Regions from separate parts of the Homo sapiens genome. Here region 2 is linked to region 1. The links are chromatin loops, found by intact Hi-C in ENCODE. Cell type or tissue: dorsolateral prefrontal cortex. All regions are shown on one strand.

What was found. Peaks named below come from ENCODE experiments on the same cell type or tissue, not always from the same donor. Only the 100,000 strongest peaks of a DNase experiment are listed, where the experiment ranks them.
Region 2: a loop joins it to region 1, with 2.8 times the contacts of the local background. A loop is called at or near these places in 36 of 110 quality-filtered maps.

Annotation. Positions count from the first base shown.
Region 1 is chr22:29,038,597-29,043,596 of GRCh38, reverse strand. ZNRF3 (zinc and ring finger 3) reads right to left here. Exons shown (of 9, transcript NM_001206998.2): 3 at 1,028-1,102; 4 at 167-298. Among named protein-coding and RNA genes, the nearest start is that of ZNRF3-AS1, 9.6 kb to the right of the region's middle. In dorsolateral prefrontal cortex, CTCF peaks have their summits at 2,528 and 2,729 (motif pointing right); DNase peaks (open chromatin) are centred at 1,932, 2,716 and 3,026; H3K4me3 peaks cover 340 bases; H3K27ac peaks cover 5,000 bases.
Region 2 is chr22:29,242,820-29,247,819 of GRCh38, reverse strand. EMID1 (EMI domain containing 1) reads right to left here. Exons shown (of 15, transcript NM_133455.4): 13 at 4,331-4,375. Among named protein-coding and RNA genes, the nearest start is that of RHBDD3, 23 kb to the left of the region's middle. In dorsolateral prefrontal cortex, CTCF peaks have their summits at 1,897 and 2,100 (motif pointing right); a DNase peak (open chromatin) is centred at 2,109.

The DNA.
Region 1 (5,000 bases):
GTAAAATTTCACCCTGGCCTTGAGTCCAATAGCTGATCTAAGCCTGCAGGAACCTGGGGTATGCCAGCATTTCAGACAGAGATAGGAATGAAAGCCCAAGGGAAATAAAGGGACAGGTAGTAGCAGAGAAGGCCCCGAGCCTGTGCCAAATGGTGCGGAGGCTCACTCGAGGAGGGCGGTGCTGGATCCTTGCTCGAGCCACTTTCTGCTTGTTGACGATGTTCATCAGCTTAATGGCATCTGCACCCTTCACATACACCACCGGCCTCTTGAGCGGGTCTTCAGAGCCCTGGTTCAGCTAAGGAAGAAGAGAGGGCTCTGGTTAAAAGGTGCGCTTACTTTAAGAAGCAGTAGAGAGAAAGAAAGGCTGGAGGGAAGGAACACTGAATACCTGTCTGGAATCCTCCAGCTCTTCCAACATTACAGCCTTGGAGCTCCCAGAAGAGCAAGGCTGAGAATGACGCTTGTTTTGGGATGGACTGGGCAAGCAGAAGGCCCAGAAAGGTCTTAGAAAATGCCCCCTGAACCCGGTGCAGTGGCTCACGCCTATAATCCCAGCACTTTGGGAGGCCGAGGCAGATGGATCACAAGGTCAAGAGTTCAAGACCAGCCTGGCCAACATGGTGAAACCCCATCTCTACTAAAAACACAAAAATTAGCCAGGCGTGGTGGCTCGTGCCTATAATTCCAGATACTTGGGAGGCTGAGGCAGGAGAATCGCTTGAACCCGGGAGGTGGAGATTGCAGTGAGCTGAAATTGCGCCACTGCACTCCAGCCTGGGTGACAGAGCAAGACTCCATCTCGGGGGAAAAAAAGAGAAAATGCCCCCTGTGCCCCAATTCCCTGGCTCTTAACCTCGCCCAGTATACCTCCTTTGGGAATTATGTCCAAACATGGACACCTAACTTCAGAAGACAAGAGCAAATGCTCTGAGATGAGGGTGACATGACCGGGACAAGCCAAGCTCACTAAAGGAAGTGCCTTTCTCAGGGAGGCTGCAGTGTTGGCATGGCCTGAGGAGCTTACCTGATCAATAGCTTCTGGGTTTTCAGACACATCAAAGATGACTGCAGTAGCTCCCCGCTGTACTGCTCGCTTGGCCTGCCAGAGTTAAAAAAACAGCAGGTTGGCCCTCTGGTCCTCTTACCTTTTCAAAGTTGGCCTTGGCAATCAGGCCTGTAATCAAATGCAGAATCTGACAGTTACCAACTTAGGTGACTTCAGGGATGTTACTTCACTTTCCTAATCCTCAATTTTCCCATCTATAAAGAAGGGGACTGATGACTAGAGTTAACAATAACATATAGTTTCAAATAGCTAGGAGAAGGACATTCCCAACACAAAGAAGTGATAAATGTTTGAGATAATGGATATGCGAATTACCCTGATCTGATCACTATACCTTGTATGTATTGAAATATTGCTATGTACCCCACGAATATGTACAATTATTATCTGTCAATTAGAAAACTTTTTTTTAAAGAGGACAATTTCACCTACCTTGTATGGTAATCATGAGGTCAGATGACTTATAATAGGGGAAAATACATAATTGATAACTTAACAAACTTTTGTCTTCCTATCCAGCCCAAATACTGAAAACAACCTACACATCAACAACCTGCCCAGTCAGTACAGAGGTATTGGTTTCAGTATTTCCTGTTTCAGAGCCATTGGCAACCAAAGCAAGTGCCTTTGGTCCATCTCATGCGGTTCCTTTTTCCTTCCCATGTCACCCAGTTAGAAGAATATATTGAGTATTTCTGAATGAGTCTCAAAATGGTTAATTTTAATAAGTGACACAAGCTGAAGACCTCTGGAGACACTGTCGGTGGTGGGAGCTGTGAAAAATAATTGTAAATGGGGTTTTGAAGCAGTTGGCTGCCAGACCTGGCTACACATCAAAAGCCACTTGGGAAGTTTGTAAAGCAGGTTTCCTGGCTCAAACCACAGAGACTGATTGAGCAGGGCTGGAGTCAGGCCCAGGAAACTGAGTTGTGTATGCTTTCTGGGGGATTCAGATGATTCAACTACTTGGGGAACTACTGATCAGAGGGATGAGATTAGAATGTTTTAGGAACAAATGAGAAGTGACGGGATTCTTTTTGGGGGAGGTGGGGGAAGGATTCCTTTCCATCCCAAAGAACCTTCTAATTCCATGTCCAGCTAAGGGGACAGCAAGGCAGAAGCTGTGGAAAAACAAGACTTAAGATATAGCATGGCTGGAGTTCGAGACCAGTCTAGGTAACATAGCAAGACCCCATTATCTAAAAAATAACAGAAAAATTAGCTGGGTGTGGCAGGACGTAACTGTAGTCTCAGCTACTCGGGAGGCTGAGGTAGGAGGTTTGATTGAGCCCAAGAGGTAGAGGTTGGGTTGTGATTGCACCACTTCATTCTAGCCTGAGTGACAGAGCAAGACCCTGTCTCCACAAAATATATACATACATACATACATGCATGTCCTGGCTTTTAGGAGCCTGAATCTTGTTAGGGAAGTAAGACACTTCTAATGTGTGTATGTATAGAAGGCAAACCCAGCCTTCTATAAGACGCGCAAATGATGGCTAGTGCTTAGAGATCAACAGAGTTACTATGGGCCACAGTGCTTGAGAAAGAATAAAATTGAAATTCCTTTCCGTAGGAATAATCGCTCTACATTGATGTGGCGTGAGAAAGCAAAGTTGCCCAGAACACAGCTAGACCAATAGCTCCACTGGCCCACTAGAGGGCAGTCTCACCCTATAGCTTTTACAACAAACCAATTCCTTGTATTTAGCACCAAACAGTACCAAAAACAACTTCAGTAAAATCTTCAGTATACTGCAAGTTCCTTGGCAGTTTAAGAAGTTCTGGCACTCTGGACAATCTGTCTTTGTCTTGCAGGGGACCCTTTCTTTTTGAATGGAGATTCAATGCATTGAAAGTCTCTGCCGATTGTCCACCACACCCTGTTTCATCACCAGATTGCTAGGCTAGGAGTCAGGAATGAATCCTGGGAGCTATTCCTGCCTCTGCCACTGGCATGCTGCCAACAGTGGACAAGTCACTCAATTGCTTTCAGCCTCAGCCTCAGTTTCCCCATCTGTTAAAAAAAAAAAAGGCGGTGGGGGATGGCTGGGCATGGTGGCTTATGCCTGTAATCCCAGCATTCTGAGAGGCTTAGGCGGGTAGATCACCTGAGGTCAGGAGTTCCAGACCAGTCTGGCCAACATGGTGAAAGCCTATCTCTACTAAAAATGCAAAAAATCAGCTGGATGTGGTGGCATGTGCTTGTACTCCCAGTTACTCGGGAGGCTGAGGCAGGAGAATCACTTGAGCCTGGGAGGCGGAGGTTGTAATGAGCCGAGATCGCACCACGGCACTCCAGCCTGGGCGACAGAGTGAGACTCTGCCTCAAAAAAAAAAAGGGGGAGGGGGTGCAGGGAGGCCGCCTATGTTATTATGACTAGAGTCCCTTCTAAATTCCCAGCCTTGGTCACTCAAATGAGAAGCAGCAGGCTATCAGAGCAACTCAGAACTACACTGGCCCTGTCACCCTCCTCCAGGAAGAGAGGATGCTGATGACACAGCTGAAAAAGTGTGAGGCGAGAGTGGCATCACTTTCCTCCACCATAGAGCTATCTATCTTTCTATCTATCAGAGATGGGCTTTCACTCTGTCACCTGGGCTGGAGTGGTGCAATCATAGCTCACTGCAGCCTCAAACTCCTGGCCTCGAATGATCCTCCTGCCTCAGCCTCCTGAGTAGCTGGGACTGCAGGTGCCTGCTACCATGCCAGGCTAATTTTTTTTTTTTTTTTTTTTTTTTTGGTAGAGACGAGGTCTCACTATGTTGCCCAGGTTGGTCTTGAGCTCCTGGGCTCAAGTGATCCTCCCATTCCGGCCTCCCAAAGTGCTGAGATCACAGGCATGAGCCACCATACTGGCTATCCATAGAGCTCTTTAGGGACACAGACTCCTCTGCCAGAGGCCAACAGCTCATGGATGCCAGAGTTAATATAATTGTAAGTAGATGCTGGTGTTTTCCGCTTAGGTGGTATCCTAGGCTTTTTCATAAATTCCTTCTCCAGACATAGAAGGGCCCTGAGGAAAAGCACTAAAAATGAGGAAATAAACAGCCCCTCTCATTCCTTTATTTGGCTTTCATTCCACAATCAAGCACATCAAACAGCACCCTCGGGGAAGGTACAATTCAGATAAGTCCAGATCAGGAGCGCGGTACCTGTGCGCTTTGATGCAGGTGCACCTGGAGAGTCTAATGGCCTCAGGATGAAAGGCTGCAGGATCTGGGGTAGGGAATGCCTTCCCAGGAGAGACATGCCTCAGGGAAGCCATTTAGCCACGTGGCCTTCTTAAAGTTCAGGCTTCCCTGCTCCGCCCGGAACGTGGAGGTCTCAAGGACTCAGAGGTTCCGGATGAAGCATGATCCATTTGAGAGACACAAAAGACGTTTTTCACAAAATCTAGGACATGGTGATATGTTTCCTGGTTTTTACAGTGAAGAGGGCAGGTCAGTAATAAGGCAGCTGGTTGTAGTTGCACGGGCCTGTAATCCCAGCTACTTGGGAGGCTGAGGCGGGAGTATCACTTGAGCCCAGGGGTTTGAATCTGTCTCTCTCTCTCTCTCTATATATATATATATGGTGCTTAAATTCCATTTACAGCTTGACTTCCAATACAACCAGGCAAAGGCACAGGATCTAAGGACATACCTTGTTTGAGAAAAATACTTCATTCGCACAGGTGATCTACTTTTAAAATAATATTTAATGTAAACTACTATTAAAATCAGTTTGTATTTCCTGCACACACCAGGACTGGACAGGAGGGGAGCCAAGCTAAGATCCTAAAGGGAACTTGCCTGTCAGAAGCCAGCTTAGGATTTAAAATAGGCCATGAATAACCCATATTTAGAAAAAGACACTTTTATTATACTGTTCTGAAAGGAAATTAAAAAAATACAGGCCAGGTGCAGTGGCTCATGCCTGTAATCTCAG
Region 2 (5,000 bases), 200 kb before region 1:
GTCTCTACTAAAAATACAAAAAATTAGCTGGGCGTGGTGGCTCATGCTTGTAATCCCAGCTACCCAGGAGGCTGAGGCAAGAGAATCGCTTGAACCTGGAGATGGAGGTTGCAGTGAGCCGAAATCACACCACTGCACTCCACCCTGGGCGACAGAGCAAGATTTTGTCCTAAACAAACAAACAAAAAAGCTCCAAAAATCTTTTATGGTGTATTTTTGCTGTACCTTTTCTATGTTTAGATACACAAATACTTACGACTGTGTTGCAGTTGCCTGCAATATTTAGCGTAGTAACGTGCTGTTTAGGTTTGTAGCCTGGGAGCAATTGGCTACACCATACAGCTGAGGTGTGTTGTAGGCTATCCCATCTAGGTTTGTGTATGTACACTGTATGATGCTCATGCCACAACAAAATCACCTAATGGCATATTTTCCAGGACATATCCCCATCATTAAGTGACACATGGCTGTACCAATAATTGGTCCATCTACAGGAAGGGCAGAATGACATTCATTGTACCAACTTTTCTGTATATCAAAATGCAAAATAGCTGGGTGCAGTGGTTCACACCTGTAATCCTAGCACTTTGGGAGGCTGAGGCGGGTGGATCACGTGAGGCCTGGAGTTCAAGACCAGCCTGGCCAACATGGCGCAAACCCATCTCTACTAAAAATACAAAAATTAGCCAGGCATGGCTACAGAGTCCCAGCTACTTAGGTGGCTGAGGCACGAGAATTGCTTGAACCCAGGAGGCAGAGGTTGCAGTGAGCTGTGATTGAGCTGTTGCACTCCAGCCTGGGCGATAGAGACTCTGTCTCAATAAAAAAGGAAAAAAACAAAATAAAAATAAACAAAAATATTGGGGAGGCCAGGTGCAGTGGCTCACACTTGTAATCCCAACACCTTGGGAGGCTGAGGTAGGAGGATCACTTGAGGCCAGGAATTTGAGACCAGCCTGGGACACATTGTGAGTTCTTGTCTGTATTTTTTAAAACATAAAATTAAAAAGAAAAATATGGGGAAAAGTGTTTTTAAAATCCACTGTTTGGAACTCCCTCAGACCAGGTGGCCTGATGTTTGCACTGATGACAACCCAGTCTCCTTCAGCCTGGCCTGCCCTCTGCACTCCGGATCTAAGTGTCTGGGCCTGCTGGACAACCCTACTTGGCTGTAACACAGACTCCTCCCGTTGGTCCACAGACAAAACTCAGCCTGCTTGCTTCTCCTGGTTCTCTTTTGCTATTTTAAGTCTCCCTTGACTCCTCACTCCCTTTTGCAGCCAGACCAGCACACAAGTGTCTTTTTGCTCCATCGACGGCTGTCTGTCCTCACTGGCTCCCACCCACTGCCCGGCTCAGTCTCTCACCAGGATGACCACGACAGCCCCCGACCTACTGTCTTTCTGCTTCTCCCATCCATTCGCCATGGCAATCAGAGGGATTCTTTGCAAATAAAAAAAACCTGACCGCATCACTCTGCTGCTTCTAGAGCCTTCAATGCCTCCCCACTGCCCTAGAACAAAGTCCAAATTCCTGAACGTGGCCTCCTACACCCTGAAGGCCTCTTTGGCCTCTGTTCCACTCTCTACCTGTCACAGTGCCACTCCAAGTATTTGCAGCTCCTCAAATATCCGAGGCTCCCTCTTGCCACAGGGCCTTTGCACCTGTTGTACCCTCGCCTCTGCCTGGACACTCCGTGCCTGGTTAATGCACCTTTCAGGCTTCACCTGGCTCCTCCGGGAGGATGCTAAAGTGTAAAGTGTTTATAAAGTTGACAGTCCTGTAGCTGCTGATTATAGGTCTTTTTTCCCTCACCTCACTGTGACCACCCTGAGGGTGGGGACTGTGTCTGAATTGCATCTGTGTAAACAGTGCCCAGCTCCAGGTCTGGTGCCTATGGAGGAGATGCTTGGGGAATGGTAGCTGGTTCTCTGGCCCTAGGAACTTAAAAGTCAGGGCTCCAGTTCCCGCTCTGCCAAGGATTCTCTCTGCCGAGTCGGGCCTCAGTTTCCCTGTCTGAATAAGGGGTGAGAGCTTTGATCCAGGTGGGCAGGCCCAGCACAGTCACTCCAGTTCCTGCAGTGCACTATCATGACCACCAGGTGTCACTGCTGGGCCACAGCCAGAACGCATCTGCAAGCTGCACTAAGGGAGTTGGTTGGTGAAGTGTACATAGGAGCCCTCGGGGACCTTGCCAGCACTGAACCTCATTCCCACCTGTCCCCAACAGAGCTGTTCCCCCAGCCCCCAAAGCTTCATGCAGCCCCCAGCCCAGTGGGTCCCCTCCCAGGCAAGCAGCAAGCAGGGGCAGAAGTGCAGGTAGAAGAGGGGCAGGAAGGTGGGTGGGCAGGGGCCCTGCTACCTCTTGCGGGGAGCCCACAGGTGGTTCTGGGTTCAAGGACTGGTCTAGGGTGGCCAGGGCATCCTGCCGGGGATTCTCATGAAGGGACAGGACTGCCCAATCTCTCCCACCCCTCCTGGACTGGGTGGTAAATGTGTTCCCAGACCAAGGGCCTCTGGGAGAGGCCAGTAATTAGCCTAGGGGAGGCAGAGAGCCAGGCTTGCATGGGTCTATCTGATCCCAGCTCAGCTCATGTCCATACTGGCAGTATTAAGAGACTCTGGAGCTACGGAGGATGGGTATGGGGTAGGAGGAGATTCAGGACAGCAGGGGCCAGGAGAGGCTAACTGGAGAGGTAGCAGGGCACCAGAAGTCATGGGCAGACACAGGGGAAGACTCGTGCAGGGTAGGGGGCTCCCACGGCTGTATCCATCACTGACCCCACAATCAAGAACTAAGAGGGCAAGGCAGGCACTGGGTGCCACCCACATCCTCACTAACTTGTGACTGCCAGGAAGTAGGGTGTCCCAGCCAGACTGCATGTGGAGGGGGAGTCACAATCCCCCCCACCGCCAAAAAGAGCTTCCTAGTTGTCTCTCTCTCCTGAAGGAGTGTCTGCCTCCACTCTGTCCATTTTCCAGATGTCTCCCCTGTCAGTGATGGTTTCCAGATCCCTGTGTCGTGGGGCTTTTGGGTATGGTATGTTTTAGGGTCCTCGTCTTTCCCCCACGTCTCTTGGGTGAGTAGATTTCTAGGTCCTAACCCGAAAATCCCTCCCCTGCAATGATTTTCAATGATTGTGAAGGTTTCTATTTTCTTTTCTTTTCTTTTTTTTTTTTTGAGACAGAGTCTCGTTCCGTCGCCCAGGCTGGAGTGCAGTGGCGCGATCTCTGCTCACTGCAACCTCTGCCTCCTGGGTTCAAGCGATTCCCCTGCCTCAGCCTCCTGAATAGCTAGGACTACAGGTGCGTACCACCATGTCCAGCTAATTTTTGTATTTTTAGCCCAAACCTTTAAGGCTAATTTTGTATTTTTGTATTTTTTTGTATTTTAGAGATGGGGGTTTTGCCATGTTGGCCAGGCTGGTCTCAAACTCCTGACCTCAAGTTATCTACCCGCCTCGGCCTCCAAGAGTGCTGGGATTACAGGTAGGAGCCACGGCATCCCGGACGATTGTGAAGGTTTCTAGGACCCCACATTAATCATGAGATTTTGCGGTGTGTGGTTTCTAGTTCCCCCTTCTTGTCCCCTTCTCATTTACTCTGTCTCCTGTATATGTGAGAGTTTCTAGGCTTCCCTTCTCATCCATCATGGGTCTCCTATGTATGTGATGGTGTCTAGGACCTTGTGTAAACTATAGGTCCTTTAAGTATAGAGGAGTCTAGGTCACCTGGCCTCATTAACCACATCAAACGTGTACATAGCAGTTTCGAGGCGTCTCTTCACAGGCTTCATGAATTTCCGATGTGTATGGTGGTATCTAGTTCCCTGTCCTTTTTACCACGTGGCTCCTATGTACCTCATCATTTCTAGGCCCCTTTCCTAGGTCCTCTATCCCATTCTCCTGTGTAGATATTGTCTTCATTCTTCCCTTTGTTCTGCAGACAAGGGAGCAAGCTAAGCCTTGGCTGGGAGGGGGCTATGGAGGCAGGGGATGCAGTCTGGCCTGGGTCAGCCCAAACCACCCAGGAGGAAAAGGCAGAGCCACCCTGGCCTGGAAAGGCCACAGAGGGAAGGTGGAGACAGGGACAGAGACTGAGACAGAAGGCATGGGGTCTGCTGATAGGGCTGGCCCTGCCCGGTTGGGAGCAACAAGATGGGGGAAGGAGTTGGGGCTGATAATTGCCAAGGCTCCTGCCTGGGAGACCAGGCTGTAGTGGGGATGTGGATGGGATGCTCCCACTCCCAGGGCCTCCTGGGGAGGGAATACTCTCTTGAGCATGTAGGGCTGAGAAGGCAGGGAGAGGCCAGTGCCAGGCCAGAGCTTACCCAGTGGCTCTTCTCACCAGGGTCTCCCTTAGGGCCAGGTTCCCCCTGCAAGGAGAGACAGAGATAGCAGCAGTGAGGAAGGCAAGGAGACAGAAAGGGACGGGAAAAAAAGAGGGAGGAAAAAGAGCGGGGAAAGGGAGAGAAACTTAGAGAAACAGAAAGTAGCTTGTATTGGATACAAAGCAAAAACCAACTGATTGAAGGCAACGGAAAGTAATAAAAAGCAGACAGACACTGGAGAATATTCAACCCTTAAAAGAAGGGAATGGCATTGGGTAAAATCCATGTATTTACAGCTTTTCCTCAGAGGGTGCACCTCAGCCCCATCAGCCTGGCAAAACAAGAGCTCAAGCAGAAAGTTTCAGTTTTATTGGCCTCAGGAATCAGAGGTTGAGGTTGCCAGAGAAGCAAGAAATTGATGAGAAATACTGGGAAGCAGGGAGCTACAAGTGGGGGAACTAAATCTGCATAAATGTTCCTTTCTGACGCTTGGATGGTCCCTGGATTGACCAATCACAGGGCAATACTCCAAGGAGCCCAGAGGGGGAGAACCAACAGATTGGTAGAACTGACTAAAGATGTCAAAAATTGCCCACCATATAGGAGACAGAGTTTAGAGTTCCAGTCCAACCAAGTTAGAGGTGCTTGTGAACACCTAAAGCTTTCTAAT